3 separate regions of the Homo sapiens genome follow, and all the other regions are linked to region 2. A link is a contact called in ENCODE Hi-C data. All regions are on one chromosome and are shown on one strand. The core of a region is the stretch at or near the end of the contact, and the rest is flanking DNA. Distances in the headings are between cores, read along the strand shown.

Region 1 (3,406 bases), core at 740-3,239, 450 kb after region 2:
CTCAACTTCTTACCTAGGTGATACTCTTGTAAGCCACACTGTGAACCACTGGATTCAACAGATGAAGTAATATAAGCCACTGGCTCTTAAGCCTCATTGATTATTGCGGTGAAGATGTGAAGACTAAAGATGCTTTGGGCATGGCAAAGTGTTCTACAGATATTAGAATTGTTATTATGGTACATTTGAGAGTGTCATTGCTTTGAGAAAGATTCTCTAAGTTTTTTAACAGCCACACTGTAATGGAAATATCCAATTATAGGTATCCAAAACCTTTTAAACTCTTTATATCAGGTGTATATACCCTGTTCCTTTTTGCTAACTTAAAAATGTTCAAACTCTGTCTTCTCTAGGCTGGCAAACATTCAGCAGCACACCCTCTCAAGATTGTTTACTTGCCTTTGCTCCTGTTGAGTTACAACGCTTGGAAGCAGGAGATGGGCTCAGCAGCAGCCAATAGGACATGATCCAGGAAGAGCAGTAAGGGACTGAGCTGCTGGTAAGACAGTGGAGACAGTTGACACTTGTTTGTCAAGTATGAATTTATTCCTAATGTAATGGTAATCTCTCTCCCAAACTTCAACTTCAAGTTACCCTGCACCCTCTCAAATACTTTTCTTTATTGTCTATGCTTAGGACACATGGATTAGATTGTTAAGATTTGTGAATTTACTAAAGTTGTGTACTGACTTATGTATAGCTGTATTTTTCTGGAGAAAGATAGATTTTTATCAATTCTCAATGTCTATGGAGTTTTTAAAAAGAGGTAAGGATTATTCAAATGTAACTATAAACATAAGAAAATGTGATATCTATAACCAGTTGTTAGAGTATTTATCGCCTCCATTTTGCTTCACTTGTAGCCACTTCGTCTCAATCTTGTTAAGGACCAAATAAATGGTATTTGTGGTTACTTGCTGATCTGAAAAGTGAGTACCTCCTGCACCTGGCTAGTCAGTCTTGTGACAATTTGGTGCCATAGAACTAGCAGAGAACTAAATTATGGAATGGCAGATCTCAGGAGCAGCTATGTGATTTTACATACGGTTTGTTTTTAATGGATAGAGACAGAGTCTGGCTATGTTGCCCAGGCTGCTCTGAAACTCCTGGGTTCAAGCCATCATCCTGCCTTAGCCTCTTAAGGAGCTGGGATTACAGGTGCATGCCCCCAGGCCCAGTTCATATGATTTTCTGAAAATACAAAAGAAAGAGGGAGATACAAAATACTTTTTTAATCATGTTCTTATAATTATCTTAATAAAAATCAATTTGCTCTGAATGCCATGACCTGCTGAGTGTCCCAACCTAAGGGTTGTCAGACCATTTTCTCATATATGCATGTATAGAAGTAGGGAACTAATATATTTTTGTCTAAAATGTTTAAGATGAAGATGAGAATGAATTCTACAATATATAATTTTGCCTGAACTATATAAGACAGTTAAAATTATAGAGACATTGCAGGAGAGACTCTGGATTAGATAGAAAAAAGGAAGAATTAGGCTTTTTTTTTGTCTATAATCCTTTTAGTAGGTAATTCAGCTTCAGTTTCACTAAATCTTGTTTATGCATTCAGCATAACAAATCTTCTAATAAGCCTGTATAGCTCTAATCTCTGCCTTACTGCAGACACCTGAGGATATAAGTATCCACTCTGCCACTTGATACTTCTCAGAGACTGTTCTGGTGCTGAGAAATCCTTTCCAGTGTGTCCTCAGTTGAACTCCCATGATTCCTGGATGTTGCCATTTTCAAGACACAGGGCAAGCGCATCTGTCTAGATTACCTCTCTACCTTGGGAATTTTAAGTCACTCTGTGAGGGAAAGAGAACTCAGTATAGTAGTAACTCTCAGAATGAAAATTTTCCCCTTGCATGTTAATATTTTTAGAGTAATCATTGTCACTGAAAATAGACTTCCTCTTTCCCCTCTCATGCTGGAAAATCTTAGGTAATTATGAATAAAGCATTCTTTACTTTTCCCCTCCTCCCTTGATGATTGCTTTACCTCACTCTGTGAGAACTGTGACTACTCATTCTGCTCTTGTCTTTTACATGAGAACTGAGAGCGCATTTTTAAGATGGAATTTTCCTCCTTAATGAAGTCATAACATTAGTCAGAAGATTTTCTCTTCTTGAACGTTAAGCCTGGGTAAGGAATAAAGTGCAGAAGTTTATGGAAAATTATAAGATAACTTAAAAAAAAAACGAAGACAACAAATTAAAATATTAGCCATTGAGGGAAAAGGTTTTACAGGTAGCTCTCTGAGGAGTTCTTCCCTCATATCTCCTCAAAAATCTTGTTTTGCATTTAATTTTTTACAGTTGGATAAGCTCAGCCCTTGACATATTTTCAATAGCAAATAAGCCTAGAGTTTATTTTTAGTACATTTATTAGGAATGTGTTCTTGGGAAAATTATTTAACCTCTGTAAGCCCTGCTTTAAATGGCAAAGAAGAAAGTAGGTAATAATAGATAATAACAGGATTATTTTATGCATTACCTGTACATTGCCCAACATATAGTAAGTTCTCAATTTTATATTGGTATTTGTTTTATTATTAACCACTTTTATTAATGTTGCTTTTAGTTTTTGAAATATGAATTCATTCAAAAATATTTCTTGAGCACCTGCCAAATACCAGGCACTCTTCTAGGAACTAGAGTGGCATTAATGAGTAAGAGGCAAAAATCTCTTCCCTTGTTGAGCTTAGAATCCATTAGAGTAAGAGACAGACACATACAAAATAAAATGTATAATATAGTAAATACCAAGAAGTGCTAAGTTTTAAAAATGTAAAGCAGAAAAAGGAAATTGAGTGGCAGGGTTAGGTAGTAATTGAAGATATAGTAGTCAAGTAAGGCAGCTTCAAGAGAAGATTATGTCTTAAATAAAAATCTGATAAAGATATAAAAACAAGCCATGAAGTTATCTGAAGGAATTGCAGGTAGTGGAGAACAGCCAAAAGACCTGGAGTAGTAAAAGGTTTTATGCAGAGTGATTTAAAAAGAATCACAGTATCTTATACATCAGTAAATATTTACACATACACTTAAGTAAGTGATATGGACAAGAACTTTGGAAGTTGAATAGCAAGGTCCATCTGGACTATAACAGAGGAGGCTTCACAAAGGAAGGTGACAGGGCATGGCCTGGATCCTGAAGGACAGGAAGAATTGGGATCGATAACAAAGAATGACATCCCAGTGGAGAGAAGTGGAGGGGAAACAGCATGAAATGGAGTGAAATAAGAATGTTGGCCTTTAGGGCAGGAATGGGCCAGGCAGAGGGCAAGTGGGAAGCAGGAAAAAGGCGACCTTGTATAAAGTTCATGTTGGCAAATAGAGAGAAGATGGGAAAGCAGGGTAAGGCCAAATTTAGTAAAATCCTAAAGTCAAGCTAAAGA
Region 2 (3,403 bases), core at 333-2,832:
CCTCACCACGTGTGTGTGCATGCACGCACACACACACACACGAATATGAGCTACTTAAACCAAAATCTATCTGTTTTCTGCTGTTGCTCTCAATACCTAGAACGGTGCCTGACATGCAGCAAAAGCCTCAAAACTTGCAAGTTTTATGAAAAATTGATTCTGTGCACTCAGATTTTAAAAATCAGATAAAAAGGCAAGGGAAACTTACTAAAGATTCTGATAAACAGTTTACAGTGAAAAATTGGGGGTTAGTATGTTTTTACTCCATTTTTTTAGACCCTTTCAGGAGCCCCAAATACAGTCCTCTATTGTGAAATAAGGTAAAGTATATCTGACCAAATCAATATCCAACTACATCTCTCACCTACAGGGGTCCTTACCTTTGCTTCCACCCAGACAGTAGCCAAGTTTGTTTTCAGTCACAAATAAAGGATTAAAATTTACCTGATTCAAGCCAGGCATAGAAAAAAGAATTAGAGTTTAGGCATGTGTAGAATGTGATTCTTGTTATCTCTGATCTACTTCACGGGAAGGTTTGTTTCACTAGAAGTTGCAATGGACTCGTATCACAAAAATACCTCGTGCATCATTTTTAATCCAAAAGAAGGTAGGTCCTAACTAACTTATTATTATTCCCTTGCTTTTTCTCTAAAAACATTTGTTTGCCTCTGTTTTATAACACTATGGGACAAATGAGGTGAGGAGGCAGGTGTCTCAATAAGAAAATGCTAAAACAGAGCAAAGCGTGGTAGAACTCTCCCGAGAGGAAGTGTTCGCAGAGGTTTCAGAAGGACCTGAGCAGGCAGGAGGAGGAGATGCTGTTTTGTATTGGTCCCATGTATTTGGCAACCCTGGAATATAATATGGTGGTGTTATCATCATTTCATGGAAGAATTGTTCAGAAACCAGGGAACTGGAACATAAATCTCACTGTTCTCTGGCTAGGTCAGGTACCTCAATCTCTTTCCTTTCTATGAGGCATTAGTAGCCAGTGGAAAAAGCATGAACTTTAGAATCAGACAAAATTGATTTTGAGTTTTGGATCTACTATGTGTTAGCTGTGTGATTTGAATATATCACCTAACCTTCCTGATCCTGTTTCTGCCCATCTAAAATTGCATTTATAATATCTGCTCCCTAGGACTTTTGTGAGGATCCAATTAAGTTATGCGGTAAAGACCAAATGGTCTTGAGCTATGAAAGTCTGTTTCCTTCTTTATTGCCTTCTTCTCCCATAATAAAAACAAAAACAAAAACATAAAATACAATCAGCTAACTCTTGATAAAGGCTGCAACTGTTAAAGTGACATCTTATCATTTGTTTTTGAAGTAAAGATTACAAATGCTTCTCCATAAGTGTCTAATAAAAAAGACCTAGGTGTCAAATAATGTGGTTAGGGATTAATGAAAACTTCTGCATTTACCTTCTGTACTTTGAGTAAAGCATTTAAGATCCAATGGTCGGTACATGTCCTTGCAGCGTTCATCCCTTAAATTTGGTAAGAAAAGAACTGCTCAAATCTTTAGCTTGTAGGAGGAGACATAAGATAAAATGCAAGAAAAACTTTGGTATAAAGAGGAACCGAAAACACGATTTGCCCCTGGGGAACGTCAGCTCTCCTCTGTCTGACTCTCTTTTCACTCACACACAAAAAAAATACTGAGAAATTTCAAAGTCACTTGGTTAAAAGAAAACTTTAAAACAGCCAGGGTGCCTACAAAGCAATCCCTATTCTGCCCTGAGTTATGTAGAGAGCAGCTTGGATCTTCACATATCTAATACAGTGTCAGAGCCAAGCCAGTCCCAGGATTATCATGAATCTTGTATGAAGGCTAAGTGTGGCTTCAGCCTGCCACTGTTTGAGGGGTAGGAATTGGAACCCCAAATTTAGCCCTGCGTCCTGCTCATGTCTCAAGGGAGTGGGAGCCTTGAAAGCTTATTTGATTGCCCAGTTTGATATTCCCAGTGTTTAGTAGTAAAATCTGCACCACAAGCTAGCAAAAATAGAAACTCTGATTCTAAGAGGAAAAAATAAGATGGATGCAATTATACAAGGAAGGAGAACAACAACAACTCTGAAGCTGCATGAAATAAATATTTTCTTAAAATCATACTATGGTCCTTTGTAAAGGGAAATAGAGCTAAATATTAATAAACCATATGGCTTTTATTGAATTTATTTCATTTAAAATATGTCTAAAGGCACCAAAATAACTTTAGGCTCTAATTTTAAGGAAATTCATTTTAAATTCTCTATTTTGAAATTTTATTTACTCACATTGCTTATCTCTTGAAATGTAAAGGTTTGATTTGTGACAATCACTTACTCTATAAGCACCCAAAAGTGTTAATGACATCGTGGAGGTGTCCTAAGACTGAATCTAGCAGGATGAATAGTAATGCATTCTGAAAGATTTCTAAAAAGCTTAGTGTATTTCTATATAACAAATGTATCTGTGCAATTTTTATCTTCCTAAAAAACAAAGGATTAGAAGTTACATTGGGAAAGAATGAGATATGAACAATACTTACAATATTTTACTGTTGTATACTATCTTATAGCTCATTCAGATATTTTTTACAGACAATATAGTTTCTCATTTTTACATAACAACATGCCTGTTAAAAAAAATTCCCTCTTTTAGCAGATGATGAAATTGGGGCCCAGAGAGCTAAAGGTTCTTTACCAAGTAAAAACACAGCTAGAAGACAGTAAAGCCAGGGCCAGCTGGCAATTCCTCTGGCCTTTGAGTTATGGTCTAGGCCAGCGGGCAATGAGGATGAGCAACATACCTAGGCTAAATGATTTTTTTTTTTTGAAGCTATTTTTGCCCCATACCTATGATACTCCTATGTCAGTATTTTCCTTTTTTGCTTTATACTATAAGAGTAACATACTTTTCAAATTTCTGATTTTATAATTCAGGAACAAAAGTAAAAAGGTTTACTGGAAGGGAAGTTGATAAGATTATTTTCAAATCATTTTCCAAACATCTTACAGCTTGCAGTTTGTTTAGCTTTATTATGCTTTTATATTTTAAATAACAACTGTTTTAGATAGTATTTTATTGTTTTTTGTTTGTTTTTTGAGATGGAGTTTCACTCTTGTTGTCTAGGCTGGAGTGCAATGGGGCGATCTCGGCTCACTGCAACCTCCGCCTCCCAGGTTCAAGCAATTCTCCTGCCTCAGCCTCCCGGGTAGCTGGGATTACAGGCATGCACCACCACGCCTGGCTAATTTTGTATTTTTAGTAGAGATGGGGTTTCTCCATGTTGGTCAGGCTGGTCTTGAACTCCCGACCTCAGCTGATCCACCTGCCTTGGCCTCACAAAGTGCTGGGATTATAGGTGTGAGCCACTGTGCCTGAACTTAGATAGTATTTTAAAATGTACATTAGGTAC
Region 3 (3,401 bases), core at 680-3,179, 320 kb after region 2:
AGAACAGGAACAGAGAAAGGAGAAGCAGCACAGCACTCAAGAGTGGGGTGGGAATGGGGAGAAGAGGGACCTCCACTCTCATCTGAATCAAGAAAGATTCTGGAAATCTTGTGGGTAGAATGAAGTCAGCCCTTCCTGTTTCCTAAATGTCCTTCCTTGTGATGAGTTTTAATTATCTAAACCTGTCATAAAACTCTACAGAGTCTCTTTGTTGTCTTTAAAGACTTCTTTTTGCTGGCTCTTTTTATTCATTCTTTATTTCTGTGGTGACCAAAAGGATCAATCTCAGCTATATTTTCTGGAGAGGCCCAGGAGAGGGAATTCCAGTTTTGTTGTTCAGTTTCAGCCCTGTACTAGTTTTATAAAATTATATCTATTTTGGGGGGCTCTTTCAAAGAAAGTGTAACTAATCAAGATATATTTGAAAATGTACTCATTCAATTAAAAACGCTTATTAAGCGATTGACAGGTTTCAGGCACTGACTGTGTATTAAGCATACAAAGATAAGGAAGATATGGTTATACTAGAAGTAAAAACCTATCCTTAATAATATTCTGGGGCAGCCGGGCGCAGTGGCTCACACCTGTAATCCCAGCACTTTGGGAGGCCGAGGTGGGCGGATCATAAAGTCAGGAGTTCGAGACCAGCCTGACCAACATGGTGAAACCCCGTCTCTACTAAAAAAAATACAAAAATTAGCCGGGCATGGTGGCATGCACTGTAATCCCAGCTACTCAGGAGGCTGAGGCAGGAGAATTGCTTGAACCCAGGAGGTAGAGGTTGCAGTGAGCTGAGATCACACCACTGCATTCCAGCCTGGGCAACAGAGGAAGACTCCATCTCAAAAAAAAATAAAAATAAAAATAAAAAAAATATATATAAAATATTCTGGGGCATTGCATACCACAGGCCAGAACAAAATGACCCCAAGTTATAGGAAAACAATAAAACAGATTTGTCATACTCTAGAAATAATTCAGTCAAAAGTACTAAACATTTTTTCAATGAAACAAGAAAAGTCATGTTCTTACTGATGACTATTTTACTACTGTGATTGTCTTTTATGTAAAACTTTTAAACCCTAGCAACATTAGCCATTCCTCCTGGTTCCTGTTAATAAGTCTGTGCTTCACTGAACATCCTAATCACCCACATTTACCATCACTTTACCATGAAAGAGGAAGAGAATGGTGACTTCACAAAAGTCAATAAAGAAGAAGTGGAAACAGTGAAGTGAGGGGAAGCCTCAAGGCAGCAACTAAGAACAACCTATAAGCACAGAGAATAATAGTGGTCAGGTTTTTAAAGACCACAGGACCTCTGGGAGTGACTCATTTGGAGAACATACTATTTCTGCCTTTGACTCCACAGTGAGGTCTGCCCATACGGTGTTGGTGGTGTTATTTTATGTAAGATGTAGCTCAGTTGCCAAAGAAGTACATGTTTTCCTCAGCCCTATATGACTTAAAGATCCCTCTAAAACTCAAATTAACACATAACGTGTAAATCACATATACACAGTGTTTAGTGTCATATCATAAAATGTTTTTGCATCAATGAGTTAGTTGTTACTGCTTCTGCAGTAACATCTTCTGCAGAAGGAACTGCAGATATGTGAGTATAGGAGAAAATAAACATATCCCTCACAGTCTGCTTTCTTTGTTTAATTCATTCACTAGACTGATCATTCTAAGGAGGATTTTGTGCTGCTCTTGTTTTGCTGCTGGGCCTATCCTGTTTCCATTCCCAAATCAAGTATTCCTGGAATTTAAGGTATCACTTTACCAGCCTGACCACAAGTTCCCCATTGTTTCCTCTGCTCTGCTCATGACCTGGAATAATGCCTCTCCCTGGATACTAAATTTACTGACCCTGCCTAGGACCGAGAAGATTGATGAGTCCTCAACCCGTGCATGTCTTCAAAAAGGTAAGACAGACCAGCAAAGCAGTAAAATGACAGACCCATTGTTTGAGCCCAACGCTGGGACTTCCCCTTTTGTATAAGCTGAGTCACATTTTTCCTGTTGTCAACTTGAAGCCTGTTCGTTGATGTACGATAGGACTATCTTGCTGATATATAAAGTCAGGCAGACAGGTTTCCTTGCATTTGTTTGCCTTACCTTGGACCCTTACCAATTAGAAACTGTCCACTGGCCAAAAGAGATAAGACATGGTTTATTAAAGCTCAGATACTACATTGAATGAAATAATTTCTGACAATTTTCTTCTGTTAAAGTGCCATCCGAGGTTCCTGCCTTGTGCAATCTTACTGATTTTGACAGAGGTCTTTTGGGATGTATATGTGCATTTTATTCTTGATATCTGTTCAGTTGACACATGTTTTAAAACCACAGATATATTTGATTGGTTGGCAAATTGTGAAAACAGGAAGTCAAATAATGGAATCAACTGTGAAACAACCATAACAAGTGAAGCTTTTCTGCTTAAGTGCCAAGATGGGAATACTGTTATGAGTAACAAACAAAATGAAATGATAATGTCAATATAATTCCAACAGGAAGAGTGAGCATCTGGACTGCCCTAATTATCATATTTCCAGTGCTTTATAACCAATGAAATGGTTTTTACATTTTACTCTCCAATATTGTTGCTAGGCATGATAAAAAATCTCCAAAATTGAGAGAGGGATGTGGTGACATTTTCTAGCTAGGAAATATTTGAGATTTTTTCTTTTTTTTTTTTTTTTGGTCGGACAATCACCACTTGCATTGGACTTCAAAAAAATACCTTGCTGGGGCCAGGCGCAGTGGCTCTGCCTATAATCCCAGCACTTTGGGAGGCTGAGGTGGGTGGATCCCTTGAGGTCAGGAGTTCGAGACCAGCCTGGTCAACATGGTGAAACCCCGTCTCTACTGAAAATACAAAAATTAGCTGCGTGTGGTGGCGGGCGCCTGTCGTCCCAGCTACTTGGGAGGTTGAGACAGGAAAATCACTTGAACCTGGGAGGTGGAGGTTGCAGTGAGCCAAGATCCCGCCATTGCACTCCAGCCTGGGTGACAAGAGTGAAACTCCATCTCAAAAAAAAAAATAAAAAATCTACTGATTGCTTACTCTAGAACAGGCACTGTTGTAAACACTAGGGTTATGAAGGTCATGGCAAATCACCTTCTTGCTTATAAGCATTTGCACATTACACCGAGACTTTTCTTGTAATGCCTCAAGGTTTCCAAGTACCAGTTCTCCTGTGATAGTCATTCTTCCATGGTGAATTTTCAAAAGGTTATCAAGCAGTGTAAAGAATAAAAAAAATCCTCAAATCAATAGATATGAGGAACATATGCAAATATTAGAATAAAATGAAAGAGACGATTTTTAGACAAAGACCAGGAAATACGATCTCACTAGTATGTATTAAGTTTATAAAACTTATTACTTCAAA

Evidence for each region. Hi-C counts contacts between places; a loop is a spot of excess contacts on that map. Pooled maps may share reads with other maps.
Region 1: a pooled map shows a loop between it and region 2 (3-fold over the local background). The contact joins two enhancer-like sites. A Hi-C loop is called at or near these places in 6 of 37 single-sample maps with no recorded cell type and 2 of 50 pooled maps.
Region 3: a loop to region 2 is called in a map with no recorded cell type, with 5 times the contacts of the local background. The contact joins two enhancer-like sites. A Hi-C loop is called at or near these places in 18 of 37 single-sample maps with no recorded cell type and 5 of 50 pooled maps.

Annotation. Positions count from the first base shown.
Region 1 is chr4:105,190,007-105,193,412 of GRCh38, forward strand. TET2 (tet methylcytosine dioxygenase 2) reads left to right here. Exons shown (of 11, transcript NM_001127208.3): 2 at 354-499. All of the region lies in intron 2 of TET2-AS1 (TET2 antisense RNA 1), which reads right to left. Among named protein-coding and RNA genes, the nearest start is that of TET2, 45 kb to the left of the region's middle. Within about 2 kb of position 1,990, at least 4 of the 41 ENCODE cell types and tissues checked have a DNase peak (open chromatin) inside an H3K27ac peak, as active enhancers do.
Region 2 is chr4:104,741,754-104,745,156 of GRCh38, forward strand. No RefSeq gene overlaps it. Among named protein-coding and RNA genes, the nearest start is that of CXXC4, 250 kb to the left of the region's middle. RefSeq lists enhancers at 1,313-1,542, 1,573-1,722. Within about 2 kb of position 1,583, at least 2 of the 41 ENCODE cell types and tissues checked have a DNase peak (open chromatin) inside an H3K27ac peak, as active enhancers do.
Region 3 is chr4:105,059,547-105,062,947 of GRCh38, forward strand. No RefSeq gene overlaps it. Among named protein-coding and RNA genes, the nearest start is that of TET2, 86 kb to the right of the region's middle. RefSeq lists an enhancer at 1,407-1,506. Within about 2 kb of position 1,930, at least 7 of the 41 ENCODE cell types and tissues checked have a DNase peak (open chromatin) inside an H3K27ac peak, as active enhancers do.